Linked DNA regions of Mus musculus: region 1 is linked to region 2. Evidence: chromatin loops called from intact Hi-C (ENCODE). Cell type or tissue: heart. All regions are shown on one strand. Each heading gives the region's core, and the rest is flanking DNA. Links, peaks and the distances in the headings are about the cores only. Region 1 holds the start of Lrrc70 (leucine rich repeat containing 70). Region 2 holds the start of Gm30411 (a long non-coding RNA gene).

Region 1 (16,514 bases), core at 4,494-12,493, 76 kb after region 2:
GTCATCCCTGGCAATCCTCCTGGATCACCCACTCCAAACTAATGCCAGAACTAGTTCTTAACCCCTCAACCTCACTTACTGGGAGTGAGAATTCATCTTAACTACGAAGGCCTAGGACTACAGGCCCTTAAAACAATCCCTAAGATCTATCTAGCCATGCATGGGAGCCCAGACGAAACCAATATTCCATGTTCTCCATTTCTCAAATTGCTCCCTTGTTTCACACTTCCACCATGAAGACTTCTGGGACTTCTCATGGAGATAACAGAGTGCTTGCCTGAATTCAATAAAAGCTCTTCAGTCATTGGACACGCACCCGTGTGGCATCTTTCATGCTATGCTCTTCTTTTGTCCTTTGATTTTTGAGAACTGCTCTGCTTAAGAAGATATACAACTTAAATAAGAATCATGTGTTATGGTTATTTTTATACCACATGGGATAATGTTATGTATATGAACACTCAATAAGTAATCAAGTTAATTCATGATCCCAAATGCTGCGGACTTTCCTTTATTTTCTTTCTGGACTTTTCTTATTATTTATTTCCTCTTAAAATTATAGTCATGGGGCTGGCAAGGTGGCTCGGCAGGTTAACAATGCCAAGCCTGACAACCAGGTCAACCCCGAAGACCATCATGGCAGAAGGGGAGAAAGTTGTCCTCCAATGGTCACATAGGTGCTGTGCCACACGTGTGTGCACACACACAAATGTTTACAGAAACACTTAAACAAACAAATAAATATAATCGCTATCATGAATAGCTGATATATAGATAAGAAATAGGCAACTGACTACTTTATACTGGATATGCGCCAGAACATGGAGGACGAGTGAGTCATAAATCTATTTATGAAATTTTTTTAAATACAAAGGAATTTTGATATCAAGAAGACTGGAGAGTCACAGAGAAACTGAAGGGGTCATTCAGAGATCTCAGTTTGTTCTTCCTTCTACCTGTGCCTTTCACTTTCTTTTCTCATATACTTGATTCAGACGAAATCATGAAAACAACTGACCGAGTCGCAAAAAGCACATGCCAGGACTTATATCCACACCCATGCTAGTACTTACATCCAGGGCCTCACGCCTGCTAGGCAAACACTCCACCACTGACCTAAAGTCCCATCATTAACACAGGCCATTTAAAACACTGGCACCCTCGGCCCTCAGTATCTGCTGGACCCAGATCTATGCAGTCCACCTACCATGACTCAAAACACTTTGAGGGAGAATTGCATCTGCACTGAATATGTACAGATTTCATTATTCTAGTCGATAACCGTGGGGTATAACTTACTCAGGATTTAAGTCATCTCCAGATTATGCAATGGTTAAAGAAGGGTGTACAATTCCACCATTTTATAAACGGGGCTTGAGCATCTGTAGATATTATCCAAAGTATCCCAAAAACAATCCCCTGTGGATCCTAGGGACACTTGTTATGTGGTAACCAACTCTATGAGCACAAGGATTAGATAAATGAAGGCACAAAACCCTGAAACCAGCAAATAAAAGGCTATTTGATCATAGAAACTAATTGCATACCAGTTTCATTTATTCATTTTTTTCACTATAATGCACATGAAAAAAACAACAAACACACACACACACTTAGATAGGATCTCGCTACAGTAGCTCTGACTATCTTGGAACTCACTATGTTGACTAGGCTGTCCTCAAAGTTAAGGAGAGCTACCTGCCTCTGCACCCTGAGTGCTGGGATTAACGGTGTGTGCCCAGGCCCAGCTGGCATTCCATGATTAAAAGGCAACTCAGCTACGAATGATGAGAACAATGATGCAACAATTGATTACAAACTACCTGTCAATAAAGCACAAGAAAGAAGCCTTAAAGTTACAAAACAAAATTGCACAAAAAAACAAAGACAAAAGAAAAATTTAATAAAAATGTGGGGGGAAATGGACAAAAAACCCCAATAACCTTGATAGTTAAAAAGATGTGGCAAGAAACCTAAAACTATGATCTGGAATAAGAGGAAGAAAACATTTCTCTGAAGTATTTTTATTATTTTATGTGTATGAGTGCTTTGTGTATACTTATGTGCATGCTTCCTAAGAGATCAAAAGAGGACATTGAATTTCCTGAAACTGGTGTTACAAATGACTGTGAGCCACCATAAAAGTGCTGGGTCCCTCTTGACCACTGAGCTATTTTTCTAGCCTCCAGTTTTAAATTATTTTAAACTGTTCATAAGGTAGCTGGCATGATAGAAAAAGCCTTTAATTCCAGCACCTGGGAAGCACAGATGAATGCGTCTCTGAGAGTGCAGGGCCAGCCTGGTCTATTTATGGTTTGGGGCTAGCCAGGGCTACACAGTGAGACCCTGTCAAAAATGTGGCTACTTTGCTACATGTATAATCTAGCCAAAAAGGCCATCTAGGCTTGCCATCTACGTGGGCTCCGTGCCAAAGTCCCTCCACCCCAACCCCTGCCCGCTTTCTCAGGAGCTTTCTCAGGGCATGGGAATCTTATCTGAACCACGTCCTCTCCCCCATCTGCTCCTGGTAACCTCACGAGCGGTCACACTCAAGCACGCCAAACTATGAATGCCCTGCCCGCAGCAAAAGTAAACACCAAAACAAAAGGGAGAGGTAAAACCAGGCTCTCCTAAGTTTCCTTCCACAAACACAAGCTCTATCACACCAGAATCAAGCCAGAAACCTGGGTTTTCACTTCTAACTTTTCTCCTCATTTACTCTTCCCCAAACCGACTCACCATCAAATTCTGCCACATTTATCTCCAGATATTCCCATACAGATGCTGTGTCACGGGCCAAGCCTGCCCCATGTGACCTCGCAACCAGGGAAACTTCCTCTCGCTGCTTCTGTAATTCATCCTCTCAGCACACACTAGAGGGATTTTGTTGTAACCCAAGTTGGCCTTCAAGGGGATGACCTTTAACCTTTGGTCCATTTGTGCCCCCCACCCCCACCCCCTGAACCCTGGAATCACAGATATGCTTCATCACACTTTGATTTTAGAATGTTCTTTTGAAAAATCTGAATGTATCTTTCCCCTGCTTTAAAGCAAACATTTGTATCTTTCAATAATAGCTTTCATCAACAGTTAAAAACCCAAGCTCCTAGCAGTATTTTTGCCGGTCCTCTTCTCCTTCCCTTGTCTATCCTCACTGGTCTCCGTCATGGACTTCCACCTCCAGGGCTTTCTATCTGCTGGGAACGCTACCGTCTGCCTGCCCGCCCCTGCAAAGTTCATTCTGTTTACACTAACAATAAACCTCTGAGTGGAGCCATGCTACAAGAGAGGTCAAGAGGCTTTCATAAGCAAGAAATCATTGAGGAAAGAGGAGTTTTAAAAGGCAAAGCATACGTGTATCAAAGAATATTTATTCATTTATTTATGTTATTACTTATACAAAGAAATATACCCATATACAATTAAGGTTAGAAAAAAATGATTGCCATAGAAAATTATCTGGCCAAAGCAAGTGTTCCAAAATCACAACCAAGGGCAGACTGAGGTTTATGTCCATGTACTGGAAACTCAACAGGAGATCAGGCCACCCCAGCCCAGCCCAGCCCAGCCCAGCCCAGCCCAGCCCAGCCCAGCCCAGCCCAGCCCCACCAAGAACATTTACTTAAGGTCTCCCGTTGTTGAAAACGACTTCCCATTAAAAGTATAGTATCCTGGCTGGGAGTAGCTGCACACCTTTAATCCCAGCGCTCGTGAGGCAGAGGCAGTCAGATCTCTGTGAGCTCCGGGCCAACACGGTCTACAGAGTCCAAGACCATTGTCCAAGACAGCCAGAGCTACACTGTGAAACCACATCTCAAAGAAAAAAAAAAAGTGATTTTACTAATACTTTTAAAGTGAGTACCTGCTGACAAGGCACAAACTGAATAATACTTCATGAAAACAAATGTGATTAATTACAGCTCCATTTATAGATCACTAGTAATAGAACTAAAGTTTTCTGGTAGACTCTCAGTCGATTATGTTATGTACAAAAATACATATAAAATAGTTGGTTGGTTTTTTTTTTTTTTAAACTGTTGCTTAAGCTTCCGGGTCATAGCAGTGGAATCTTTAAGCTTGGAACATTTAAGATCAAAGTAGAGACCCTATCATGAGGATTTTTCTAAACTCCAAACAGTTATGTTTCTCCTGAATGTCTTTAAAAGACAGAATTGCAGTTGGGGAGTATGAAGAGTCTTTTACCTTTTACTACACACACTTCTGCACTGTTTGCATTTTCTTCCATTAAATGTACCTTTGGCTACTACATGCAAACAACTGGAACAGACCAAATTCTGAGGAGTTGACAAAAGAAATTGAGAAATTAAGAATGCCTCAAGGGGAAAAATATTCATTTCAGTCGTAAGTTTGTATGTAAAGAAAAGAATGGTTTGGTTTGGTTTGGTTTGGTTTGGTTTGGTTTGGTTTGGTTTGGCTTGGTTTGGTTTGGTTTGGTTTGGTTTTTTGAGACAGGGTTTCTCTGTGTAGCCCTGGCTGTCCTGGAACTCACCCTGTAGACCAGGCTGGTCTCAAACTCAGAAATCCTCCTGCCTCTGCCTCCCAAGTGCTGGGATTAAAGGCGTGTGCCACCACTGCCTGGCTTGTTTTGTTTTTTAATATAATCACCCCCCCCCACCCCCAGCCCTGAAATCATAAACTAAGCCTAGAACTGAACACTGAAAACCCTGGTGTGGGTGTAGAAGTTACTATTAGTGCCTTCTTTTCTAAGTGAATGCGGGTCTTGCATGTGGAGGACAGGACTACCTCCATCATCCATCATCACCATCCGCCCAGCCTGAGACAGGATCTCTTTGGTTAGTTTCCATTGTAAGCCCTAGACACTTACAGGGTTGCTCTTGACTCTGAGACTGCAGACACTTTCACTTTTGCAAGTTCCAAGGATTCAAACTCGGGTCCTAAAGCCTGCAGAGCAAGTACTTTCGCCCAGTGAGCATCTCTTAGCCCTGTTACCACTTCCAGTGCATCTTAAACTAACACCTCAGATCCTTCTCATTTTCTCTCAGATATCTTTATGCAGCGATTCTCAACACATGGTCTCCCAACCAGCAGTATCCGCAAACTTGTGAAAATGGAAAACCAGACAGGTATGTTGGCATACACCTTTAATCTCAACACTTTGCCAACCTGGTCTACATAAAAAGACTATGTTTTAATACAAAACAAACCTGAAAACTAACAGACGTGTTCCACACCCACTCAATCACACACCTGGGTGGTAGAAATGGAGCAGGGATAAGAAAACTCTGGGTGAATCTGAGGTTGAGGCATTATACAGTATAGACTTTTCCTATAGTCTTAAGGAATTATATAATACTGTTACCTTACTACAAGTATTCCCATTTTAGAAAAGAAGCTAAAATTATCATTTGATTAAATACCTTAGAATGTTTTAGAATATATGGATAGTATTAACTTTTTAATAAAGTATAAAAATTGGATCAAGAGGAAGAACAAACGTAGCTGATCATCTACTTGTGGTTCAGGATAAACTATCACAAACATTTATTATTTGTTTATTAAACTATTGCTTAATATTATTTGCATCTAACTTCAAACGTGTACTAATATAGAAAATCACTGCATTACTTGATTTCCTCTAATAAATATCTATATTAAAGCGTCTAAACACTCGAGTCCCAATCTTCCTTGCTTAGTTGTCTTGGCAGCAAGTGGCTTGGTTTGTTTTTACTTTCAATGGTTAGATGGTAAGTGAGCTTTCCCAGATAAACCCTGATCCTGAGCTGCTGCTTGCCAGGTATGCATACAGGGATATCAACTCTACAGGAACCTGAAATCCTACTCATTCAAAACTGAGCCTCTTGGCCCACCCGCCTCAACATCATCCCTTAGCTTCCAGAATGGAGTACAGAATTGCCTACGGCAAAAGCGGGACATCTTTTAGCTCCCCTCAATCAATTACCAAAACAGGTCATCAGACTGGCAGAGTAACTTTCTATCCATCCTGCCCACTACTACACTGGCATCTCTCACCAGTTAATAGTTCTGCTTCTTAATGTTGTTCCTTCCACAAAGAGTGAATTTTTTCTATAAGAGGGTGAATTCCATAGTATCTCTCCAGTGGATAAATTTCTCAAGGGCTCCCAGTGGCCCTCAGAATAAAGCATGAAATTATAATAGCCTTTAATCATTGACCTATCTATATAGATGCAAATCTTGTCAGGACTTTAGGTCCTGAAAAGCAGTATTCTTTCTTGTTCATTCATCTTTCTAACATGGTACCCTTTCTGACAGCTCTCTTTACTGGGTTAATCTGTTTGCTGATAAAGTGTATTTGTTGTGGCTGCTGCTCTGTCTTGGTTTTGGCTCATGGCCTTACTATATAACCCTGGCAGGCCTAGAACTCACACAATCTGCTTGCCTCTGCCTCTTGAGCACCAAGAGGTGTGTCTATGCACAGAATGATAGTTTTAATGCTTATTTTTTTCATAAAGTTACCCTTCATCACCACATATTCAAAAGTGCTTCCGAGAACAGCACTTAGCATACTGCATACTAATCGTGGGTCTTCTTCTGGGTTTGAGTTCTAGCAAGACTAGGAACCACATCTAGTTTTTCAATACTGTAATCTTAGTGCCTAGGCAGCACCAAAGCATAAAATTAAAGCTTCGGCTCAAGTCAGAGCTAAAACACACCGTAAGTCATGAGGATTCTGAAAAATTAGTTAAACTCTCTCCCATTTTTCCTTATGTGTAATTTAATATAGATATTACAACCTTACAAGACTTTAGAGATAAACATGATTTGTGGCATATTTAACATGATGTTAGTACCCAGAAAGTTGGCTACTTATCTTGGTACAGTATCAAAGAAAATATATGCAGAACGAATACACTTTATTCAAATTATTTATAAACACTTGAACAATCCTAACATAATTCTATGAGAAGGATTAAATTTTATGGCCACATGGCACTACGGAGTTTTTTATAGTCAATATTTAGTTGAGTCATAAAGCAGAATGTTCAAAGAGAATGACTTGTGCCCCATTTTCAGGAACAATTTGTTTATCAAGTCCAATCTGCTGCAAGCCAGAACTTTCCAGAGAATCCGGGGAGGTGTTACAAACCGAGGCAGTTACATTGTACCTTGCTGACTGATAAAAGCTGTAATACTCGAGTCTATTTTCCACTGAGTCTTCTAGAGCCTTTAGTTTTTGTTTAAACTGAATAACTTTGTAGATCAAAATAATGATTAAAACACAAGCTAAGATGAAAAAAGCTAGCAAAAAGTCAAAGGCCTCATTCAACTTCTCAACTTCTTGTGTACAAATGAGAGATGCTTTTCCTGACACAGAAGAGGCATCAATTGGTAGAGCAGTGTTTTTTTCCGAGGTCAAGGTAACAGAAGTGAGCTGTGTCTGCGCAGACACAACTGCGGTCGTCTCCAGTGCATTAGCAAGTGTACTCTCTTGAAAAGGTCTACTGGCCGGGGAAGCTCGGGCCGGTTCCCAGACGCGACTGCTCTCCGCCACAGGGCTTTCCAACGGGTTCCCACTTGTGCTTACTTTATGCCAGGCCATCATTAGTGCAGTGGTCGTGTGATGAATAGAAGAGATTTTACAGCCCAAGTTCTGGATATATTGGTCCAAGGTAAAGGCAATTTGTAATGTTAGTCCATTTAATATAACATAATGTTCTGCCACACATAGATATGGGATTCTGATAACAGATGTTTACAGCAAGGGCTGACGAGGCTAGCCACTCTTGAAGACCCAAAAGTTTGTATTCTCAAAATTGGAATTTGCCTGAAGAGGAGTCAATGAAGACAATGGCTTAGGGACCCTTGGATGTAATTCTGTAAGATTATTAAATGACAGATTAAGGATCTTCAAGATGCTCCCAGAGGTTCAAATGTATTATTATCTATGTTAAGATGCTTGTTTCTAATTTACAATAAATTGCTTAACAAGCTAAATGTATCAGGTTTACAATTTCTAAAATAACTCTCAGTTAAAGTCAAATGTTTAAGGTTGTTAATTTTACTAAACCCAATCCTAGTGACATTTATGATCTTTACACGCTTCAGGAGGGAATAATTTACATTAATAGCTCACTGATAAATGCAAAAGGCTGTCATGATTCAAAAAGGTAACTTAAAGACAGTCTCAAGATTTGTAACAACATTTAATGTTACTTTTGTTAAGATATTACTTTCTAGATACAAAAAATGAAGAGAGATAAGACATTGAAAGTCTGAGATCTATGTCCTTAAATTTTTATTGTTCAATAAAAAGAATCTGGGAACAGAACAAGTATACCAACTATGTCTAGGACAGTGGTGAGTTCTCGGTAAGTGTAGACTTTTACACACCACCAATCAATGTCCTTAGAACAAAAGACACCCAGTTAGACCACAAATATAAACTATGAACATCTCATCACCCCTTAGGCGCTAAGCAATTTATACAACTGTTTAAAGATAGAAAATACAAATGGCTTAACTGAACAAAGCCTTTAAGATATTCATACGTGATAGTTACCCAAATAGAATTCTGGAAAAGAATTAAATAATCCAATTTCACTAACATGAAACATTATTCCCAAATCCAGAAAAACTGGACCTTTAGGAAAATTCTAAGGAATGTGAAAGGACTGGGGTAGTCTGTCTTCCATTTAGAGTTGGTAAGAATACAAATAACAATAATGATATTAAAAACAAACAAACGAACAAAAAAAAGAGCAGGTAGCAACCAGAAATAAACACAGGCAAGGAAGAGAAAATAAAAATCCACATGTAACCCAACCTAACTTCTTTTTCCACATCAGAACTGACTCCAAAGACAAAATTTTAAATTGTCAGAAAGGTCTTAAAACAAAAGTATCAAAATACTGAAACTTCAATAGTCCATTTAAAGTAGGATAAGCCAAAACCGCGTGTTAACACATATTATGGGTGACAGTATGAACTGCTAACACAGCTATGAAATCAATTCTTTAGCAAAGATAATTCAAACTCAACAAACTAAAATATGTTTGCTAAGATAAACTTTTAGAACCGACTCTGACACACATAACAAATGACGTGAGGATAACGATTTTTGGATACATGCCCCATAACCTATATGAAGCCTAACATCAAATAATAACTTAGGAAAATACGAACAGAAAAAGCAGGCTGTACTTTTCCACCAGGTTCTTTCGGCTAAACAACTGTACTTAAATAATCTTACCAAGGATACGGGACTCGTATCATCACGTGGCTTTAAGGCTTTGTTTTAACTCTGCAGAGCTCCGTTCTTTAACTCAGTTCCTCTGGGCACTGCTGACCGCCAGCACTCCACCGTTTTTTGAATTTTAAAGCCATGGCTATGCAGGAAACGCCACTCTTCACACTGGTTCCTCTACAGCCAATGTGTAAAACAGGGGTTGCCATGGATACAGGAAACTGAGAGACAGGAAGCAAGTTTATCTGTGCTTCAAAAGTATTGTTGAAAGGAAGTCTCAGGAAAGTATTTTTTTTTTCAGAACGCACTCAGTTTTCCTAATATATACACCTAAGTAATTCCTATAACTTGAAAGAGGATTTTAAAGCCAAATGTCTGAAAACTTGAGGTATTCAAAAATCTAAATAAGAAGTCTCTAGTTATCAACAACACATATTGTCTCTGTGTTTGTGTGTGCGTGCATGCCTGCACGCGTGCGTGAAGGTCAGAATTGACACCAGTGTCCCCCTCTGTTACCCTATAACTTGCTTGTTAAGCTAGGTTCTCACAATCTGAGCTCACAGACAGTTTCTCAGACAGTTGCTACTCCCCAGAGTTAGGACCACAGCTGGATTTTGAAGGTAGGTGTTGAGGATCGGAAGCCAAGTACATTACTGACAGACATTCCCCTGCTCAATATCACAGTCACTAAATCAAAAGCACACTGAAATAGGAGTATATAAAATAAAGTGATCTTTATAAAAACATTTGAGACAGAGTCTCATTATGTAATCATGGCCAGCCTGGAACCCTCTATACATAAAAGCCAGGTTTGCCTTGAACTCATAAGAGACCTGCCTGACTCTGCCTCCTGAGTCTGTAATTAAAGGCATGTACTACCACACCAAGAATTTTTAAGCGCATTGTCCTATTTATTTTCAAATACTTACTGAAGACTTATTGATTTTTAAAAGAACATAAAGTTAGTAAATAATTTAGGATGAACAAAATATTAACACAATATTCTAATATTTTGAATTTTTAAAAATATTTTTTGTTTAGAAAATACTGATTACTATCAATTAATTGAGGAAATTAAGGCCATGCCCTGGGTTGGAAAGTAACATAAACTCCCTTACCAAATTATTAACAGAGTTTATCCCTGGATAAAAAGTTAGGGAGAAGAGACTGGGGAGATGACTGGGTAGGTAAGATGCTTACTATGCAAGCATCAACACTTGAGCTCAGACCACCAGCACCCATGTCAAAAAAGCTGATGTGGTTCCATATACTCAGACCCCAGCATTGGGACGGCAGAGACAGGAGGGGATCCCGAGGTCTGCTGGACAGCATCCTACCTAAATCAGCAAGAGACTCTATCTTGAAAAAAAAGATGAACTCTGGTTTTCAAACACATGTGCAAATGTACACCACACACACACACCAATGTGTTTACATATGACACATGAGGGGGGGGAGGGAGGGAGGGGGGAGGGAGGGAATGAGTTGCGGAAGAGTAAAAGTAGATGTTCCTGAATTACTTTTTACTCTATATGAATGTCTGAATTAATTTGAATACTTTGGCATGAAAAGTAATCTGAATATAACGTAATTTTTTATTTAAATAAAGATTTAGGAGCCAGGCAGCCCGCTCAGAAGGTAAAGCTCTTGGCATACAAGCCTGGTGACCTGAGTTGGACCCCAGCACCATATAAGGAAGCCAGATCCAGTGGCACGCACCTCATGCATCTCATCCTCCTATTCTGAGTCAGAGGTGAGAGCAAGAGAGCTGTCTACAAGCTTTCAAGCCAGGCAGCTTAGAGTATACAGCGTGGCAGAAAAAAAGAGAGACCCTGTCTCCACAAGGTGAAAGGACACAACCAACTCTCAAGTTGTCCTGTGCCCTCGATATATGTGCCACACATATACATACATACATACATACATACACACACACACATACATATATATTTATCTCACGCATGCGTCCACATACAAGTAAATAAATAAAAGTCTTCTAGCTGAATAATTATACATAGTTTAGCCATTGATTTCTGACTTTTATCAATTTATTTTTAGTATTATCAGTAACATACAAAGTGGGAGAGAATACTATGCACACAATTTTCAATTAAATCATACAAGTCAAACAGGAAAGAGTTAAAGGGCAAGTCTATTAAATTCAAAATAAAGGGAAGACACACAAGACAAGATCAGAACGACGTGAGGACTCCTTCTCCTCCGTAGCCTGTCTACTTTACCTGTTTCTATATATTGCCTTAACTACTAATTTCAGGGGGAGGGTGTCACTTGGGAAGTCTACAAAATTCTCTTTCAGTAACTATAAAGAACCTTTATGAATTACATAAAACTATTGCATTCTACCAAAAGAATTTTGTTCTTCATGTTTAATTTTTCCAAATAGCAACATACCCCTTCTAACAATAAAAATATAACCACTAAGTGAAGACTTTAGAGAAAACAACTCCCTGTGTCTGTACAAACTGACTTGAATTCAGCTAGAACAGAGAGAAGCCAACAGATTAGGGGCAGGAAGATGATGGCAGAGCACGTAAAGGCATCTACTACCAAGGCTGACGTTCACCTGACAGGACATGTTTTGTAGAAGAAGAGGACTGGTTCCCAAGCTGTCTTCTCTTATCTGTACACCTCCCATGGTACACATTCTGACACACAAAGTAAATAAATTTAATTTATTAAAATCTAACAGAGTATACAATGCTTTTATAAACGCTAAGGCCAACATTACTATCTGTCTATGCAGGCACTGAGAGTAGTTAAATGTTCCTGTGAAAATGACACTGCATGAATCAGCAAGAGTTTAAAGATGCGGAAATAATACCAGGCACTCCCTAATTTAAGAACCAGTTTCTTTTGGTACAATAGAATAATCATATTCACAAATGAACATTAAACATATGTATTTTCCATTCTGAACAATAAAGATAGCAATATAAACTGTAATAAATATATAAATACAGTAGGTACGGTAGCATTAACAAAAACAAGAAATTCTCACTAGCTCAATATGAATTGCATAACACAATTAACATATGGGACGATGCACCAAATTCTTAGATGAATGGTTTCAACATCAGCATCAATGCTTTAAAAGGTGTACTACTGGCCTAATTTCATAGTTGAAGAGACAGTATGAAGACCTTAAATAACTCATTTCTGGAGAAGAAGTGATAGAATATCTGAACATGAACATCAGGATTTGTAAACACCGAAGTATATATCCTTATGTATGATTTTCATGGTATTCAAAATATTCGATCAATAAACAACAACCAATCAAATATAAGCCAGAAACTTTCATATCAAGTAAGTTTCTCCAGGGGAGGGATAGCTCTGCAGAATCACTTAAAACATGCTTCTACCTGTCTGGAGAGATGGCTGAGTGGTTAAGAAAACTGGCTGCTTTCCCAGAGGTCCTAAGTTCAATTCCCAGCACCCACATGGTGGCTCACAACCATCTGTAATGGGATCTGGTGTGCAGATATATATGCAAAGTACTCATATATATAAAAGTATATATAAATAAACATGCTTCTATCACCGAACGAGGAACTAGTCTGCCTGGCACATGACTCTGCCCAGAGAGTGTTGAGAGGAAGGCGGCATCTCAGAAGTGGCACCAAGAGGCAGGTGATGAGGTCATAAGAGACGCTGCCCTCAGACGGGATTAAGGTAGTTCTTTCGGGACACCGCTTAGTTCCCGTGAGTGAGATGCTGTAAAATCAAGAGCTGGGAGTGTGGCTCAGGGTTAGAACACTTACCTAGCATGTGCAAGGCACAGGGTTCCAGCCCCAAAGAAGGACAGGAAGAAAAAAATAAAACAAAAACCAAAAACAAAGAAATGACAGGTGAGCACTGTCTCAAACCTGTCTCTTAGATTTAGGATGTATGGATAAAATACTACAAAAGATTTATTTTATTTCAAAAGATGAAAATGGGGGAATATCTTCAAGTACATTATGTACTTACATGAAAATGGCCTTATAGCCTTTGTATAATTTAAAAAGCAAATAAACACAATTTTTTTTAAAGATGAAGAGTTAAGTCTACCATGATGAATATCCATTTAGGAACAATCAGGTTAATTTAATCAAAACTCATGAGGCAGGAAACAAAGGAGGGTCTACAAGATTTTGAACTTTTAGCCTCTTACACTGTGAGTTGGACCCTGTTTTTTTTTTTATAAAGCACCCATCCTTGGTGCCTTTTTCATAACTATAAAGAAAAATGTAACTCGTTAGAACCTACCCTACAATTTCTACCTTACAATACTACAATTTCTACCTTACAATACTACAATTTCTACCTTACAATACTACAATTTCTACCTTACAATACTACAAGTCTAATGTATTTTTTTTTTAAATCACCAAAAAGTGCAGATGTGGTGGTGCACGCTTGGCTTCCGGCAGCGACAAAGCAGAAGTGTGGGATCGCCTATGTTCAGTGCCAGCCTGGCCCACAATCACGCTCAATCAAGCCAACCAGCCTACATAACCAGACACTGTTTTTTGAACAACAAACAAACAAACAAACCTTCAAGAGTTTATAAAAGTATATACATAAATTTCTAAATACTAACACTACATACACTATTTTCCGACAAGAATTAAGGTGAAAGTATGACCAATCAGAGCAGACACAGCATAGCTGATACCCAGAACTTTTCACCACAAAGCCTTGTCTCCAGGAAAGCGAGACGCGCACCCTTTGCTGCTTTACCAATCCCTGTTTAAATCAATGAGCTGACATTAGCCACTCCCCAACGGGACATACTTGAAGCTAAAACAAAATTCAAAACTCACTTGCTATATGTCTATGTGAAACTTTTAAAAGCATACATAACTAAAATAAGCTGGAAAATGGATTGCCAATTTATAGTAGACACCAGAGGATCACTATCACTTGTTAGAGTAGTTTTGGTCTAACCTACGGGTTTTAAGAAAAATTCCTTTGAAAACACTAAAAGAAGGCTTATGTACATAAGCCTACACATTATTTTCATTAAAAAAATCAGCTCAAGGAAATATTACCCTCTATGCATAAATAATGTATGCTTTTAAAAAAAACAGAGGAATTCAAACTGAACGTTCAGAATTTGTACAGTATTCTAGCTATGAAACTGTTAAAGCAGAAAGGACAGTTATACTGAACAATTGCAAAATAATTAGTGGACCAATGCCGTTAATTTAACATTAGGTAATGATTCTCTAAAAATTCCCTAAAATATAAAGATCTAATATACTGAGGTCATCTTTCTCACACAGTATCAAGTCTATATAGTTGCTTTTATATCTTTAAAATTCAAACTAAAGTTGTGGGGGGGGTGGGGATCCTTGCAGAGTGGCTGCAGCAAGAGCGATGGAACAAAAGTGTTCGATACAGATGAGGTGGGACATAGGCACCCCATGGTGCTCACCACTGAGACTAGAGGCTTGGAAAGCATGCTCCTCCACCACCCACAGACATCCAAATAATCATTTTATTATTTGCTCTTTTTTTTATTCCTTTAGGGTATTCTTGCTCTGGCCCAGGCTGCCTTAGCCTCCAGCGTGTTGGGGTTATAGCTGTACAACACAATGCCAAGCTATGTTACACCTTAAAAGAAACCAGCTTTGGGGTAGAAAGCTGGCTCCGGGCTCAAGAGTCCTGTCTGCTCTTCCAGAGGACCTGGGCTCCCAGCACACACGTGGCGGCTCCCAGCCGTCTGTAGCCCCAGTTCCAGGGGAGCCAATGCCCTCTTTGTCTTGGGCTTCCCGGGACATTGCACACACATGGGGATTACACACAAGTGCAGGAAAAACATCCACATAAAAATATAGAAAAGGAAAAAGGAAAGAAATCAAGATTTCATCCTCTTACCTATTATCAGAAGGCAGAAGAGAAAGCAAAGCCAAAGCTGAGAGTTTCTTTCTTTCGGGCTGTGTGATGTTGTCCATTCGATCGACCCACATTTCAATCACATTTCCTAAAAGCTGGTCCATCTGGAAGAAAGGAGGTATCTCACACTATCTGAAACTTCATTTGAGCATGAGTAAGACAACTAAAACCTAAGAAATGGTTAAAGTTCAAGTACACAAACACAAAAGTCACAGAACTTGGGACAAACTTTGGTTTAGAGAGAAATTTAAGAAAAACCAAATTTGACTCCAATTGATCATGAGAGACAAAGACAAGTATGCAAAGCCTGAATGAAGCCAATGGTATTTTGAGTAATATCACTGAATAAATCAAGACCGTCTTCCTGACATACTGAAAAAGTACACATATTTGTATTTAGAGGATAGTTTCTTTCAAATTGATGATTACTGTTCTGTGTTCTATAAGCTGCCAATCTAATGTGCTATGCCTCCCCTCAGAGGAGCAGACTGACTGCATCCCCAACCGGCAGCCTCAGAGGAAAGAAGTAAATCACTTCCTATAACAGCTGTAAGCACCAATGAGCCTGAAGGCAAACCAAATGTCCATGTCCCCAATGGGAGAGAGAACTGACTCTGAGCGCTGACTCAGCGGCCAAAGGCACTCGCTCATGTGCCCCAACACAAGGGTAAACACTGATAGGAAAGAAAGGCTTGTAGGTCTGAGTAACATCCACAGTGAGCTGCCTTCTGGTAGACATCCTTCTCTCTTTCTCTCTCTGGTAAAGATCAAGAAAACTGTTCTCTTTATGAGGTTTATTTATACATAGGTTTACTTCTACTTTAAGAAAATAAGTATTTAATGCAAATAGTCACCATATAAATCTGGACGTATAAAATCCACTGCACATTCTTATTGTCTTCTACTTTAAGACTGCTACATTTTGTCCTAGTTAGCAGTTAGATCATTTCTAATGAAGAGGCAAGCAGCTGCTAGGTGAAATCCCTTTATATGTGAGTTCCCTACACTATGTATTGCACTTGAGATGGTCTATGAACTCAAAGAATATTTAAAATGATCAAAACAGCAACATCTGCCCGGTGCTTCAAGAACTACTAAGCTCAACACAGTTTCCAGTTCTAACACTGTAATCCTCTTCTTAACTCCTTTCCTTATAGTAGGACCCCAAAGTTGGGGTGGAATGGAAAATTAAGGTGCATATATCTAATACAATATGCTGATTTAAAAATTTGAGTCTTGTCCAACAGACAAATACACTTTTGTCAGTAACTGTGTCATTTAAAACTGAAATTAAAAAAAAAAATCACTAGATTTCTACGTATGTTTTAAAGATTTTTAAGTTATGTGCACATGAGAGCATCAGTGCTGGGGTTTGTGTACACATCAGCAGGTATTCGGGAAGCCAGAA
Region 2 (16,514 bases), core at 2,777-10,776:
CCCATAACCTCTGAGTGTTAAGTACTGCACTGGGTCAGTGGTTAACCTGGTAGGAGATCTCTGTAGATGAACAGTCTCAGGCTATAACTATCTGAGAGGAGGAGATGCTGCCCCCACTGATCAAACATTAACCAATACTCACACTCTCAGGAAGAGCTTTACCACCCTTCTTGCATCTGGCCTCCATATGGGAATGGATTTGCCAATTTCCTATGGGTCCAAAGCCTTGTAGTCCTCAACACAGGTGCACCCATGTCAACAGTACACATTAAGGATATCACTCACTCAGGATTTCCTCCACTTCCTCATCTCTACAGCCTCCCAGTCTCTGGTCAACAAACAACTCAAGGAATGAGAAAGAGAGAGAAAGAGCTTGAGAGTGACCTTTGAGCTGCCTCCAGAAGGTGCCAAGAAGACAAATCAGCATCGTTTCCAGAGAGATCAGCAATCCTATTATCTTAGGAAATCCACTAAACAGAAATCATTAGAGCTCCCATTATTTACATAGTGATGCTTGTAGAACAAATGGACTGCTTTTACCTTATAAATCATAAGTGCACAGGAATGAAATCGCTGCAGCCTTTAGCTGGTCTTCACTAACTGTTTCTACATCTCCTCTCCCCCTTGAAGTTCTACTGGGGACAGATGTAAGTCAGCTATGAGGTTAACTCATAGACTGTGGTACTTATGACCTGAAGCAGCTAAAGCCAGTATGCCACCTCCCCCTCCATCCTACCTATTCCTTGTAAGTCACCATGCACTCTCCATGTGCCAAATGATGTAGCTGTAGAACTAAGAAAAGTCACCCAACCAACATAAAACTTTACACAAATGAGTAGCTATCTTGGTTAGGGTTTTACTGCTGTCAGCAGATACCATGACCAAGACAGCTCTTATAAAAGACAACATTTAATTGAGGCTGGCTTACAGATTCAAAGATTCAATCCATTATCATCAAGATGGGAGCATGGCAGTATCCAGGCAGGTATAGTGCAGGAGGAGCTGAGAGTTCCACCTCTTGTTCCAAAGACTGGCTTCCAGGTAGGTAGGATGAGGCTATTAAAGTCCATGCCCACCGTGACACACCTACTCCAACAAGGCCACACCTACTACATCAAGGCCACACCTCCTAATAGTGCCACTCCCTGAGCCAAGCATATACAAATCATCTCAGTAGTAAAACTTGATATATTGAACCATTGAAATTTTGAATTTTAACTTACACCTCAGTTCAGGCAAGTCTGTTACTCTGATGTTAGCCCTGAAGATCTGCCATGTCCAACAATAATGACTTCGTGTTCGTTTTTATTTGTGTGGGTGAGGGCATGTATGTGTGCATGTGTGCATCTGACCAAGCATGAGGGGACAGCCAGCAGAACCTGTACAACCTGAGGAAAAGAAAACATTCGGGAAGCCATGCCAGGCCATTGGGGTGGGAGAGGTCAGAAGGTTCAAGTTCAAGTGTTAAGAAGAGACCTGGTCAGGACACTAACTGTGAGTGTAGCCTACTCCTGGGCAATGCTTGTTTCCCCCTTTGTGGAAATCTGATGCTCCTCTCACACATATCCCCCCAGCTCCCTTTTCTTCCTCCTTTCTACTCTCTCTTTCTATTGTAAATTACCACAGCACCCTTCTATTGCAAAACGTTGTAATATTATAATATAGGGTAAGATATTACCAGCAAGTTAGCATTGCATAATTATCTTACAAAGCGCTATTACATAAATAAAAACCATTGTGTTCATAGGTTTTGCCAACTAAGTATAAAAATGAAACAGAGAAAAATCTCCAACCCAGGACACTATTATTGTGATAACATCCAGGAGATGGTTTGTCACCACTGACTAGCTAAGCACACTTGCTTGTAAGTAAAAACTGCCAGATACTCAGGGTAGAGCAGAGTAGGCTCAAACTGGTATGCTCATAAAAGCCAGAGGGAAAATATCTGGCTATAAAAGAATATGGTCACATAGTCTCAATCTTCAGTATATGTCCTTTGGCCTTAAATTAAAAGAAAAGAAAAAGGAGGGTCTAAGGATGTAGTCTAGCGACTTAGCGATTGCCTAGCATATGCAAAAGCCTGGTCCTGCCCCAGTACTGCACTAGAATGTGTCATGATACTACCTTCAGGGCCTAAAATGGAAGCAATCCAAATGTCATCAGTAGGAAATGTGTGTGTGTGTGTGTGTGTGTGTGTGTGTGTGTGTGTGTACATTTATAATGTACATTTGTGGGGTGGTTTAGCTATAGTGTATGTTTATAAATAACATAGATGAGGAAAGGAGAGTTGAAGCTTTGTACGTACTGTGAAGGATCTACGTGCATTTGACAAGAATAGAAGGACAGCACTCCAGCAGAAGAAGGGAGTCCAGATATGTGCAGGTTTTGACAACACTGATAAAATAAGGGTGCTATTTGTATTTGACAAAATTCCAAGGAATAAGAGAAGAAAAACGAGAAGGTAAATCAAAGGCCCCAAAATGGAAATACCTAACAAGCCACTGACAAAAATCACCACTAATCTAACCCCCATTCTCAGAGCTGCCATTTATGTTTGGCACTGAGTGTTCTCAATAAGGATAATGATTAGATAATTTGTAATAGGAAAGCATGCTAATGAGTGCAATTTGACTTATTCAGAAAGAGGCTTAATTATTAAGTCTTTCCTCCTACCAAAGGGCCTGCATGCCTGACTTTATCAGATATTTATGGATGGGGGAAAATAATTTCAGCTTAATAGAAATGTATTTGGAGTCAGTGCTCTGGCTGTGGCCCTGCCATACACAAGCTGTATAAAGCTAAACTTGTGACCAAGGCTTCCTGGGTCTCAATTGCTTCATATTGAAAATAAAAAGTCTGAGGGGTACCCTAATACTTATGAACCCAGTAAGCCCCATTCTGACTCTAGGAAGTCAGTGCAGCACAAAGGGAGGGCTCTGAGTTCACATCAGCCGTGGTCCAACATTCCTGAGAAAAGGCCCCCCAACAGACCGTGTCTTTGGGGGCGCCCTGGCCTTATTGAATTAGAAGTCACCACTTATTTATTTAGCAGGTGACACTTGCATGGTCCTTGTTCCCAAGTGGGCCCCACGGACAAGTATAAACTCATTTAATCCTTATAGTCACCCTGGGGTGAAGGGGATGTTACATTCTCAGTTCACAGACAAAGACACTGTAGTGCTGAGAGCTTAATTAGCCTGTGGTCACTCAACCAGCAGAGCTAAGACTTAATTCTCAGCAGCGTGCCACTGCTCATGACCATGGTATGACTCATGTTCCCAGGGGGATGCACCCTTCTGCTCATCTAACTCCCTTTCTCGGCTTTCCAATGATAAGATTGTCATTCCATAGGACAGAAGGAAGGCTCAAACATCAAGCTACCCAGAGCATCTTGCCTCGAGGATGCTTAGGGTACTTCAACTGTTCTCCTCGGCCCTTGGGGTTACATGACATTTCATAGGTCCTTCTGGGTCAACATTACCAGAGCCTGCTATCAATTTCACATTGAGAACAAATCAAAAGGGATTTAGAATCAGGCTTTTAAAAAGTGCACCAAGGAGGGCTAGAGAGGTACATCAGCAGCTGTTGCCTTTGCAGAGGACCTGGGTTCACTTCCCAGCACTCACATGGTGGCCCACAACCTTCTGTAGCTCCTGTTCCAGTGGATCCAGTGCCCTCCTCTGGCTTCTGAGGGTATCAGGCATGTACAGCACATATACATACATGCAGATAAGACATGCATACATATAAAATAAAAACAAATAAATCTCTAAAGTCATAAGAAGTATACATAAGCAAGATCAGGAATCCTCCAGGGAAACATTGCAGCCACACATTCAAGTTCTGAGACCCCTCTCAGCATCCACAGGCTAGTCCTAGCCCACCAAGGCCCTAAGGATTCCCCAGCTGTATCTAGTCCTAAGTGTTTCCTACCTCAAACCTAGAGTCAATGCACGAAATGTGGACCATATTCTAATTGCAGACATTCTACAAGTGTTCACTTTTGTATGTGTGGTCTCTGATGACTCTTACTCATGGCAGACTCTTCATTTTGTGTTACATAAACATTAAATTTTGAGACAGTATTAAGTGCACTTAATTATTGGTTGGGGTTAAATCTTTACATAAGAATAGATCAATTTTCATGAATTCCTTAGAGTAGATATTTGCTCCCACCCAGATCTCAGTATGATCCAGTTTTGAATATCTTATCCTTAATTCCATAGGTAATAATAAATACATGAACGAATACCAGCACCTAAGATGAAAGAACTGACCAGGAAGCTCATCATAGCAGGTAGACTGTCACATGATCTCTGCTTTCATATGTGGTCTAAAATTCTCAATTTGGTAGCCTCTTCAGTTTGTGGTGTATGCATGTGTGATTACAGAGATGTAGGTGCATTTGTGAGTGCATATGTGATGGTCAGAAGCTAATACTGGATTCTTCCTCTATCATTCTCCCTGTCTCCTCACACACACACCCATTGATTGATTGATTGATTGATTGGTTGGTTGGTTTGGAGAGAGGGCCTCTCATTGAACCTAGAGATCACCATTTTGGCTAGACTGGCTGTCCAGCAAGCACCCAGAATCTGTCTCTGTTCCCTCAGACCTGACCCCACCACATGATACTGAGAATCCAAACTCAGGTCCCCACACTAGCACAGAAAGAGAATAAAAGTACCTATTGGGCCACCTCCACAGCCGTAACTTTTATTGGTGTGGGGGATTCTCACTGTTGGCCTTGAACTTGAGATCCTTTGAGAGGAAAGCCTCCCATTTCCCACGGTGTCATGGTAACCAGGGATGGTCAGGATTACAGTAAGGTCAATCTTCTTGTACAGACTCTTTACCAATCCTGTTCTCAGTACCTAAACTCCTCCCGGATACACAGCCTGTTGAGTTCCTAAAGCTTCTGAGCTTCTTCAGCTCATTTGCAACCCTCTGCATGGCACCTGGGGCTTCCGTCTCTTTGCTTTGAATAGTCGTTAACACATTAATCATGGCATGCATGCACCTTCTAAAATTCTTATGAAACATTTCATGTCCTGCCACCTCCTCTTGGATTAGGTTGATTTTTTACTCTATGGCTTGATTTTCACTTTGTATTGGATTTTGAGAGGTAAATTGGGAAATTAACATACCGAGGTCAGGCAGAAGCTTGAAAATTAGTTTATTTTTTAAAAATTCTTAGCAAGAAGAACACAAAGAGTCATAATAAGAAACACCATTGTTGTTAGAGCTGTTGTTCAGTCTCAGGTAATCCAGGCTACTTCTAACTTGCCATACAGTTGAGGATGACCTTGAACCTCTGATCCTACGGCCTCCCCCTCCCAGTGTTACATACCTGAAATGGTTAGGTTGCTGTACCACTAGAGAGCCTTCAGAAGATGCTTCTGTGGGGCGTGTAGTCAAGTGCAAGCATCCAAGTGGCTCCTTTCAGAATCAGAGTAATGTTTACACCAAGGCCATGTTCTCTCTGATCAATGGCCACAAAGAGTGAAGGAGCCAAGATCAGGAACAGACGACTAGTGAGCCACCTGTGCCCGGGCTTTGAGACCCATCCGCCTGAGCAAGACCCTCTCAGAACCATTCCACCTGCTTATCTTGTAGGTCTCCTCTAACAGGGCTGAGCCCTGCTTCACCTTATTTCCATAGCCCTGCTCGCTCTCATGTCTTGTAGAGAGATCTCCCAATGTTTTGTGCACAGTTAAAGCTCTCTTGGATACCTAAGCATGGAGACACATGCCTTTAATACAAGCACTTGGGAGGCAGAGGCAGACAGATCTCTGAGTTCAAAGCCAACCTGGTCCACATAGAAAGTTCCAGGCTAGCTAAAGCTACATCCGTAACTCCAGCTTCAAGGAATCTAGTGTTGACTTCTGGCCTCTTTGGGCACACACACACACACATACACACACACACACACACACACACACACACAAATACAGCAGAGGGGGGTAGGAGACAGACAGACAGATAGACAAACTAATTAAAGTTTGGGATCGGGCTGGAGAGATGGCTCAGTAGTTAACAGCTCTTGTTCCTCCCGTCGCTCACATGGAACTCACAACTGCCTGTAACTCTAGTACCAGGAGATCCAACATCCTCTTAGGGCCTTTTTGGGTATCAGGCATGAATGTATTACATAGACATAGATAAGACAAAGCATTCATATACATAAAATATATCGTAAAAGCCTCTTGGCATGTGCTTCTTGTGGGAGGTGAACTGAGACAATATCCACCTATCACAATTAAAGCAGTTTGCAAATGTTATAGGAATATGCAAAATAAATAAACAAATTTTAAAAACAAATATGCATAGATAAAAATAGTCAAGATATATATTATCCAAAATAGCCAGTGCTTTAAATGTATATTTATCATGGTGCTAATAAAAATCTTTTTAAAACACAGGGTAAGATAGGCATGTGAATGCACACACACACATATGTATCTATACATATATATATCAAACTACACATATTTATGTGCATTTGACCCTTTAGACATCACAATATCACAAGTAGCTATTTATGAGTAGATAGATTATGACTGCTTACTGATTATTTTCTAATATTTCAATAATTGAACTTTATTCCTTCTATTATCAAAAAGAAAGATATAGTTCTCGTTCTCTCTCTCTCTCTGTCTCTCTCTCTGTCTCTCTCTCTGTCTCTCTCTCTGTCTCTCTCTCTGTGTCTCTCTCTCTCTCTCCATACACTCTGAGGTCTGAAACTGTCTGAATTGATAGAGCTAGTCAGACTCATCATTGTGGGGGTCAGCCAACAGAAACAACTAAGTAGCAAGAAATACAGATTATAATGGCGGAGCTTAAAATACACGCTTGGCGGATTCCAGCTGTTGTCAACATCCAAACTGCGTTTAGCAATCCTGATGGAGCTTTGGAAGGAACAAGCAGATGGAGTACCAACCTGCTGTCAATTGCTTTGTTTTGTTTCACTCTGTTTCAAAGAAAATTTCTACCAAGTCCATGTTTATACAACCTACTTTGTTCTTCACTTTATCATTTACCTGGTAAGAAGGAATACTGCTGGTCATGAACATCCCCTTAGCCTGTAGAAGGTATGAATTAGTGGGTCTAAGCTGGCATGGGGCATGTGCTCTGTCCTCCTGTAGCCAGCCTCACCTTGTCCCTCCACCTGAAGCTGCCTCTGTGTTTTCTGTTTTTGAGGCACTCCTGTGGATGTAAATAATATTAATAGTGCCATCAATATAATAGTAAGAGCTAATGTTGATTGGATGACGTCTTTGTGCCAGGAAATGTCCTACACTCTGCTTTGCACTAAACAGCCCACCGAGTCTCCATAGGGATTCTACAGGAGAAGTGTCAACACCACTCACCGTACAGAGGCAGGCACAGGAGTAGGAGAGGTCAAGGAACTTACAGACCGACAGAAATAGGGCAAGGCGTAGCGAGCTGCGAACACAGGAAGGTGCCAAGGAGAAATAAGAGTCCAAAAGGCACATCTGCTCCTCAGACACAGGGACAGCTGTCCTTGGCGGAAATGAAAGTCGGACAAGCTAGATAAGCAGAAGGGAAGTGAGATTCCACTGGAGAGCCATCTGTCAAAACAGACAAGAGGGTAAGAAGCTAAACAAGGGAGAAGGCAAGAAGAGGCCATGAGACAGGCTGGCACACACACAGATGAAGTGGGGCAGAGGGCATGAAAAGGGCACTGGCAAATAAGTTCAGGGAGGTGCACAGAGCAAGAAAAGGCCAAGAGAAGAACTGGGTAAGCATGTGGAATGTCGACGTGAAGGACAGGAGGCATGCGGAAAGTCACTGACAGCATGGCAGGACCGTCAGCCAAGAGGAAGAGGGAGATGCCAGGGGTGGAGAGGTGTCCACTCCAGGGAAGCAGAGGAGAGGAAATGGCTGGGTTGAGAGGGAACTGAATCATCTCCTGTTCCCTGCTCCTTTAACCTCAGTCTTCCTCCACGCCTGTGCCAAACAGTGAGGAGATGATCTGCCGCGGGGCTTAACTCTACAGAGCAGAACGGGACACATAGCTGCTTCTGTCCTGCATACACTGTTTGGAGTGGGGTGGTGAGCTGTCTGTGTTGGGAGGGATTCCCAGAAAGAATGACATGATTAAAAGTGAGGGACCAAAACTTAAAATGGGGATTCCCTCCCCCACCCCAATCCCCAGGGTTACTCTGACTTTTCCCTTATGGTCCTTTTGAGGCATACATACCCAAGAGTGTCATGCCCTGCATGTGCTCCAGTGTGCAGCCATGGGAGTATGGTACATTTCGCATGCTTTGAAGTATTCAGTGGCTCCCACTGTTCCCAGGACAGTCCACACAGCCAGGCTTGGCACCAAAAGCCCTTCACTGATAAGGCCGTATCCATATGTCAACAACCTTAATCACGGAAGAGATTCAGTAAATCTACATCTTGACAGCTTTAATCCTGCTCATAAATGTCCAAAAGCCAGTGTGAGAGGATTTGAGAATTAAAGGTTATGATTTTCTTCACCAGCTTAGTCACGGATCACGGAGGTTTACCATCACACCAAGTTCTTCAGGTCCCGAAGTGAGAAGACAGGAAAGATCCATCAGGTGGCTCCCGAGACAGATGTCAAGTCTCTATGAGATGACAGGGCTGGGTCTCTGGACAGCAGCTTTCAGAAGAGACAGTGCCAACAGAGAAGGGAAATCCCACTGAGTCCAGCATCAGGGACACAAGAAAGGTGAGCCAGCACCACACAACTTCCAGTGGAGAGTGAAGCTAGATCTGATGTGAAGGACAGTTAGCCACAGGTAGTCAGACTTAAGAAGAAACCAACTTGGCTGAGACTGAGGAGGCTGTTAAGAAACAGTAGATCCCTGCATAACTAAGTTACTTAGGCCTGTGTTCTTTATTCCAAAGCTCCATTTTTCCAACTACTCTGTGGTTTCACTGTGTAGCCACTGGTTTCCTTTATTGTCTCTGACATGCAGCAACCATCCACACTCCTGCTAGTCACCTCCTGCCCTGTGGTCAGAGCACTCTCTACACCACATACACACACACATGCACACACACACCACCATGCACCACCCCACTATGCACACACACATACATGCCCCATACCACAAACAACCTGCCATGCACACACATACATATACACGCACTACACATACCATATATATATACACACATATATATATATATTACACATACACAACACATACAGCCTACCACACACACAGATGCATACATACCACACCATATACACACCACATACATATACACACACTTCACACCATACATAAACCATACACATACACACACACACACCAAATACCATGCACATACACTACATATACATACCACATATACACACCTCTCCCACACACACACATACCAAATACCACACACATGGAACATGCACATACACACGTATACCACATATACACCACATTCATACACACACTCCCTGCACACAAACTGGCTTCTCCCCACCTCAGTTCCTCCATACAGCTTAGCTTTTTTAGTTAGAGTGTGTGTGTGTGTGTGTGTGTGTGTGTGTGTGTGTGTGTGTGTGTGTTCAGTTAATTGTTTCTCCTTGTGTAATGTGTGTAGTTCCCAACAGAAAGCCTCCACTGGAAATCTTGAGCAGGTAGATAGCCAGATTTTCCTCGTTTTTGCCTCCCTGCTGCAATACAGTTGGCAAAGATGAATGCATCACCACATCCCTAAGGCTCCTGTGGACAGACAGGAAGCATGTTTGATTTTTATAGCTATGTGTTACTTCCTTCCATAAAGGAGTCCCCTGGTCTTCATTTAGCACTAGGAAAATGAACTGTCCCAATCCAGTGAATTCAAACTGCAAATGTCTTCTATTTAAAAGCACAGTCTCTGTTGGGTAACTGTTCAAACTCAGGCACTTTGAGCATGACTGTCTAGATTAAGAGCTCCATCTAGTCAAACTCTGGAAACCCCCACCTTCTCTGGTCTACTTATAAATCCCCTAGGGAGCCCACTTGTCCACGACTGCCTTCTGCAAGAAGGCAAAAGCCTGGTTATATGAACAACTGGTTCTCTTCTTGACTTCCTTCCACTTCTCTCATGCCACCTTGATTCCTGAAGCAGCTGACCCTCACAGGAGACCTCTCTTCAGACCCTGACCTTGAGAAGGCAGTAACTGGGTTGGGAACAGATCAGGTGCCCAGGTGCTTGGCCTCTGCTCCTTCCAGGAAGCCCCCACTTCTGTACCCTGCCCACAGCCAGAAAATACTACAGTGGGTGTGGGGAGGCAGTGAGTCAGGCAGGCCTAATGCTGGGACAGATTCTGTGATTTGCCCTGTGGTCCCATGTACTCTAAGCAGGAGTGAACATCGCTTATCATCTCCCATGATCTGAGGTTCTCTGATCTTAGGCATGTGAGTGGTGTGGTCCTGAGGAACAGGGACAGTCTGTGTCAGCTGCGTTCTGTCACAAGAAAAAGTGGGGAGCTTATTGTGCTCCCTAAACCACACATGCTCCATAAAGCACAAAGCAGCTCTAGTTAGGATGAGGCAAACGGGTGCTCAGCTCACACTCAGTTAGCTTTCCTGCTGCCTTGCTTTGGTAACATTTTATCCCTGGACAAAGCAGCAAGGAAGCAAAGGAAGGGGAGGGCTTAGGATGGAGCCAAGGGACCTGCTAGATTGGAGGCAAAGTGCAAGAATATCAGAGCCAGAGGCCAGCCTCAGTGCTATCTAAACCACTTGCTTGCTAAGTGGCTTCTGATTTATATAGACAATCGGTTCGCCTCTTGTACTTACATTTCTTCTCCATGATTGGGGAGGGTCTTAAGAGAAATGAAGAACACATGGAAGGCCCTGAATCCATCTCCGCACCACAGTAAGCACTGACCCATAGGTGCAGCTGGACCAGGCCCTGGGACTCAGGCTGCTGCTCTTGGCCACTGGCTTCAGCCAGCCAACACAGCATCCACCTTCTACTGCAACCACTGCCTTAGACCCTGAAAACACCAAGTGAAGTGAGAGTAGCCACTGCAGGACAGAGGCCTGGCAGTCTCAGTAGAGATCACCCAGTAGTAGCCTGGGTCCCGGGATGTTAGCTGGCAGAGTTTCTCAGAAATGTGGCTTTTTAGTTTTTTAGTCCTCTTCTTTTGGATTTTCTGATTCAAAGAACAAGCTCTTTTGCCTAGAGAGTTCCCCTGAGAGCATTTGTGTGCTGTAAGTACCGCTGCTTACCAAACCAGGGGCTTCTGCTATGGCCAGGCCAGACTGAAGAGCTTACGGGAAGACTGAGGTGGAGAGAAGCTCATTCGAAGCAATCAGACTTTTTATACAGTTACCAAAACAGGACATAAAGGGGGTTGCCATGACATAATGGCAGCTGCCGATAGACTTGGTATATGAGATTAATGTCTAAGACTAGTTGTTCTGTCAAACTTCTACTTGCTTCGCCAACTTCTAAGGAACACAGAGAAACATGGGTGACCTGAGTGTTTCACTGCCTGAGGGAATGTCTCAGTTTCTCAGGTACTGATAGGTGCACAGTACCCCAGGAGCTGTGAACTCAAACCCCAGAAACTCATAAGGTTGATACATGCCTAAACCTCAAGAGGCTGATACATGCTAAACTTGAGAAACCCTGACACAAGCCTCTCAAAGCAGCTAGACCAAGCCAACTCCATGATTCCCTGCAGTGTGCCTCAACAGAAATGGCTTCTGCTCACCAGGGTTTGGCGTGTGTGTCTCTGTGTGTGTGTGTGTGTGTGTGTGTGTGAGAGAGAGAGAGAGAGAGAGAGAGAGAGAGAGAGAGAGAGAGAGAGAGAGAACATCTGTTCCAACATCTACTGGCCTGTATTAATTTGTACAGAACACCAGGCCTAGCCACCATAAAGAGGCTACATGGTTGCCCAAACTGTTTTTTTTTTAAATCTGTTTGAAGAAGGCATAATTCAGTTTCCTTCTATCCTCCCTCAACAGTACGAGGGGCCAAGCCATGGACTTTACACAGACTAGACAACCACTCCACCCCTGGACTAGATCCCCAACAAAGCAGATTCGAACTGAGGCCCCTTTGGACATTCCCTAGACCGAGCTGAAAGCCTCGAATTGCAGTGAGCAGAGAGAATATAGCTCACAGAGCAGTGATGAGTTGTAGCCTCACTGTAGCTACCATGAAAACATACTACCGTGTGTTGTAGGCATGTGTGCTACACAAATGTTTCTCAATGGGTAGAGTGAAAAGCACCGTTAACCATCTGGGGCAGGCCTTACTTATGTTTAGAAAGCCCACCATCATATGTGTCTAAAGAGGGGAGCTTTACATACGAGCAGGCAAAGGGGCACTGTGGAATAACAGGGCACTGCTCAACTGAATGTAGCAGGGAGCAAGGAAAACTCTAGAAAGGCTGGGTGGGCATCAGGGGAAGAGGGTGAGCCTGGAGGGTCCAAGTGGAGGGGAAGGGAAGGGAACTACATTGCCAGTAAGGCGGGCACACAGTAAGGAGCAGGCAGATAGCAAGCAGCCGGGCCTGAAGACTAGAAACATCAGCAACCCTAGCAGACAGCCTGCTCTCTAAGCCTCTTTCTACATTTAGCAAGTGACAAGAATAGGAAGAAATCAAATTAAACAGCAACACTATCAAAATGTCTTCTCTTCCTCCTCTTCATCATCACTACCACCACCACCACAATCATTACTAAGTCAGAATCAAAAATCTAGGATAAAGAAGAAAAGGCCCCAAGTGTTTCTTGAGGGACAGGACCACCTTTGAAGTGACCTCTGAATGTAAGAGTCTGGCTTCAATGCAGCCTTTCAGGGATAGCTGAAAGGCACTCTATTAACATGTCCTCTATATATACATCGCTTCTACAGTGAGAAGCCGCCTTTCAGCACCACACACTCCACCAGTGGACTTTACCTGGAGAGCAAACACAGGCTGACGGTCCATTTTACTGTTTAATATTATCAAGCCATGCTGGGCTGCCAGTTCAGTTGGACAGGCTTAAGGTTCTCTCTCTCTCTCTCTCTCTCTCTCTCTCTCTCTCTCTCTCTCTCCCTCTCCCTCTCCCTCTCCCTCTCCCTCTCCCTCTCCCTCTCCCTCTCCCTCTCCCTCTCCCTCTCCCTCTCCCTCTCCCTCTCCCTCTCCCTCTCCCTCTCCCTCTCCCTCTCCCTCTCCCTCTCCCTCTCTCTCTCTCTCTCTGTCATTTTGGCATGGATTGTCCTCATCTCTGGGAGTGTTGATCTTGATGTTCAGGTTTGATGTTTTGGAAATGGGGAAAATTATAGAAAGTTATGAAATTTGCTGTAATTTAACAGTGTTACATATAGTGGATTTGAACTCTGTGAGGGCCAGGAGTAAGGTGGGGGGGGGGCGTTGAAAGGACATGGAAAAGGAGGAAGGACCAGAAAACTCAGTCAGGTTGCCAGTTTGCTAGGAGAGTGTCTGTGCCCAAAGCAGATGGCCCCTCTATTATTTACAACTGGGACTAGCTACCTACCAGTCATGGTAAGTGGGTCTGTGAGCACAATGGACCCTAACAATGGAGTAAATATTATATTCACATTTTATTACTCTAAACATAAGATACAATAATATGTCTTTTTGTATAATATAAGAACAGGAAATTGTAATTTCTCACTGAGACTCCAGGGTATCATGTTTGCTGAAGTAGAGCTCCCCAAAATGGCACAGAGGTTTCAGCCTACCAGACCTATAGCTCAAACCCAATGATGCCCCAGTGTGAGGCTCTGGCTCAGTGAAGCAAGCCTATGCCACCTCACAAGGTGATTTCTAGATCTCTGATCACTTTAAAAATAATATGATGGTTTTCTTTAGAGAAAAATGAGTTCACTGAGAATCTTGCAATTCTAAGTGCATTTCTAAAAATTATTCCAAAGCTATCAATCCTCTGAGCATTGGAAATATCTGGAAACATTAATAAGAATCTAGATGTGAAAGGTCATGCCATCTACTCTGTCAGCTCTGTGATGTTAGAGAACACCTTGTCCAGTGGCTCTAGGAATTTGGTGATCTGGTTTAAAAAATGGACTGTGGCTTGCAACAATAGCATCACTATTTGTGTGAGTCTGGTGACAGAACACTTCCACAAAAAAAAGTCAGACAAGTTAAGTCTGTTGCATGTAAACAGTGAGGTCAGAGATGCCTGGACTCCACTGTGAGCCGTTCTGTCAGCAAATACCCCAGTTGCAACTAAAGAAACCCAAAGTACTACGCTATTGTTACTACTTGGCCTAGAGGGCACACACATAGCAGAGCATGTTTATCTGTGATGTAAGGACACAGCCAGGATATTGTAGATACTCTCCCTAGCTCAGGATGTCTCTTCTTCACTAAGAACTACAAATAGGAAGAGAGAATCCAGTGAACTAAGGCCACCGGAAAACCCATCCTCTGTACACCAGCCCTTGAAGTGGGTGTGCAGGGTGCCACCTTTGAATGACTATGATAGTGGGCTTTCTATAGGCTTCCTTAGTCTCTGCTAATATGCTTTTCTGGGTGGAAGTCAGGCTGAGCACAGAGTGAGTAGCCAAAGCACCTGCATCAGCACCACATCCTTTGCTGCCTCATTAAGAAGAGCCATCAACATCTCAATTGTTTCTATGGTAACCATTCAGGATGCCATATCTATCTTTGGCCCTGTGGGCCCTCATCATATCAGCCCATATCCCTAACTTTTACCCATATGGTTGTACTCAATTTCTAGGCTGGAGTTCACTCTAGGCGTCATCTATAGCCTTCCTGGAGTTTGCACACCTGTGTCTCCTGTTGCTAAGTTTTGATGCTTGGACTGTAACTGTGCTCAGGATCGTGGCCACCTGATAGGATGGCTGGACTGCCCTGAGTAGTACTGCTCAGAGTTCTATGTAGGGAAAGGGTGTTCTACTCCAGAAGTTCAGAGCTTTCCAAAATCTCTTGTCTGTCTTCAGATATTGCAAAGAATAGTTGAAGCATTCCTGTTAAAGAGAAAACAGCAGGAAGCTGTTATAGAAATGTCTAGGAATGGCTTCTAAGTGAAGCAAGGAGGTGGATCACTTGATGAAGAGGCTAAGCAAGAGTACTCAAGGAAGCCAGAATGGGCAGTACACATTGAACAGCCGGCGAGAACCTTTCTATTATGTTCTTTGCTGTCTATTAATTTTGTGTCTTTAAAAACACAGTACTTGTTGCTGTTTATAATAGGTGGACACTTCTCTTTAGAGGAGAATGCATTAACTGAACATTTTACAATCCTGGTCTGACTCTTATATATTAATAGAGCATTTCTATATTTATCGCAGTGGCACCAATCCTGTGAACACTAGAGATAAATGCAAACAACAATGCAGATGTGAAAGGCCCAGACATCTGCTCTGTCAGATCTCGGATGTTGCTGGAGAATGCCTTACCCAGTAACTCACAGGCTTTAAAGTACATACGGCCTCCTGGGAATCTTGTTAAAAAATGGATTCTAAATCGGTTGGTTTGAGATAAGAAGCTACATAAGACCTGAGGTTCAGCAATTTTAACAAGCCCCCCCCCCCCGGCCAAGTGAGGCTACATGTAAAAATGACACATGCCATGTGGTTCAGCTCAGAAACTCACCTGAGTCAAACCTGGAGACTAGGAACTGAGGGACGGGATAGTTCATGATAGCTTGTGAAGTGTCTAACATGGGGCTTCGTGTCTCTTCTAATTCACACAGACATTCTACAAGTCAATATTACAGGCTACCTAGAAAATGGGCACATTTATTTTGTGTTGTTAATTTGACAAATAATCTCAAGTTTCCATTTTTAAATATCTTTTAATTCGTTTATCTTTTGTATTAATGCTTTATCTGCACGCACATATGTATGCCTCGTGTGTACCTGGTGGTCATGGAGGTCAGAAGAGAGCACAGGGGTTGGACACTGAACCCAGGGACTCTGCACAAGCAGCAACTGCTCTTAACCACGGAGCCATCTCTCCCGACCCACCATCTTACCACGAAGCCATCTTTCCCGACCCACCATCTTACCACGAAGCCATTTCTCCCGACCCACCATCTTACCACGGAGCCATCTCTCCCGACCCACCAATTTGTTTTATGAGACAGATACTTTCCTTACTGTGATAACGGAGAACCTCGGAAATTTATTTCAAAATGAGTCTATGTTCCTGCAGCTGAGACATTCTAAGAACAAGTGTGGGCGAGGCTGAGTTCCTTCTGGGGTTCTGAAATAAAAACCATTTTCCTGCCTTTCTGACTTCTAGGGCCCCAGAACTCCCTTGGCAGGTGGCTCCTTCCTCTCTGGATTCAAAGCCCGCAACACATTGCTCTGACACTTGGTCCCTCCTCTTGTCTTACCACACTTCTTTGTTTTTTTTTTTAATTAGGTATTTTCTTCGTTTACATTTCCAATGCTATCCCAAAAGTCCCCCATACCCACCCACTCCCCCTTTTTGACCCTGGCGTTCCCCTGTACTGGGGAATATAAAGTTTGCAAATCCAAAGGGCCTCCCTTTCCAGTGATGGCTGACTAGGCCATCTTTT

What was found. Peaks named below come from ENCODE experiments on the same cell type or tissue, not always from the same donor. Only the 100,000 strongest peaks of a DNase experiment are listed, where the experiment ranks them.
Region 1: a loop joins it to region 2, with 2.3 times the contacts of the local background. A loop is called at or near these places in 2 of 42 quality-filtered maps.

Annotation. Positions count from the first base shown.
Region 1 is chr13:106,827,001-106,843,514 of GRCm38, forward strand. Ipo11 (importin 11) reads right to left here. Exons shown (of 30, transcript NM_029665.4): 27 at 15,089-15,210. Lrrc70 (leucine rich repeat containing 70) reads right to left here and starts at 9,302. Exons shown (of 2, transcript NM_001378597.1): 1 at 9,212-9,302; 2 at 6,719-7,836. The coding sequence starts at 7,564. The coding sequence ends at 6,989. Ipo11-lrrc70 (Ipo11-lrrc70 readthrough) reads right to left here and starts at 9,302. Exons shown (of 4, transcript NR_165805.1): 1 at 9,212-9,302. In heart, for the core only: no CTCF peak of the experiment used is centred there; a DNase peak (open chromatin) is centred at 9,351; H3K4me3 peaks cover 1,147 bases; H3K27ac peaks cover 750 bases.
Region 2 is chr13:106,752,835-106,769,348 of GRCm38, forward strand. It overlaps Gm30411 (a long non-coding RNA gene), which reads right to left and starts at 8,063. Exons shown (of 3, transcript XR_003950653.1): 1 at 7,371-8,063. In heart, for the core only: no CTCF peak of the experiment used is centred there; DNase peaks (open chromatin) are centred at 7,717 and 7,857; H3K27ac peaks cover 695 bases.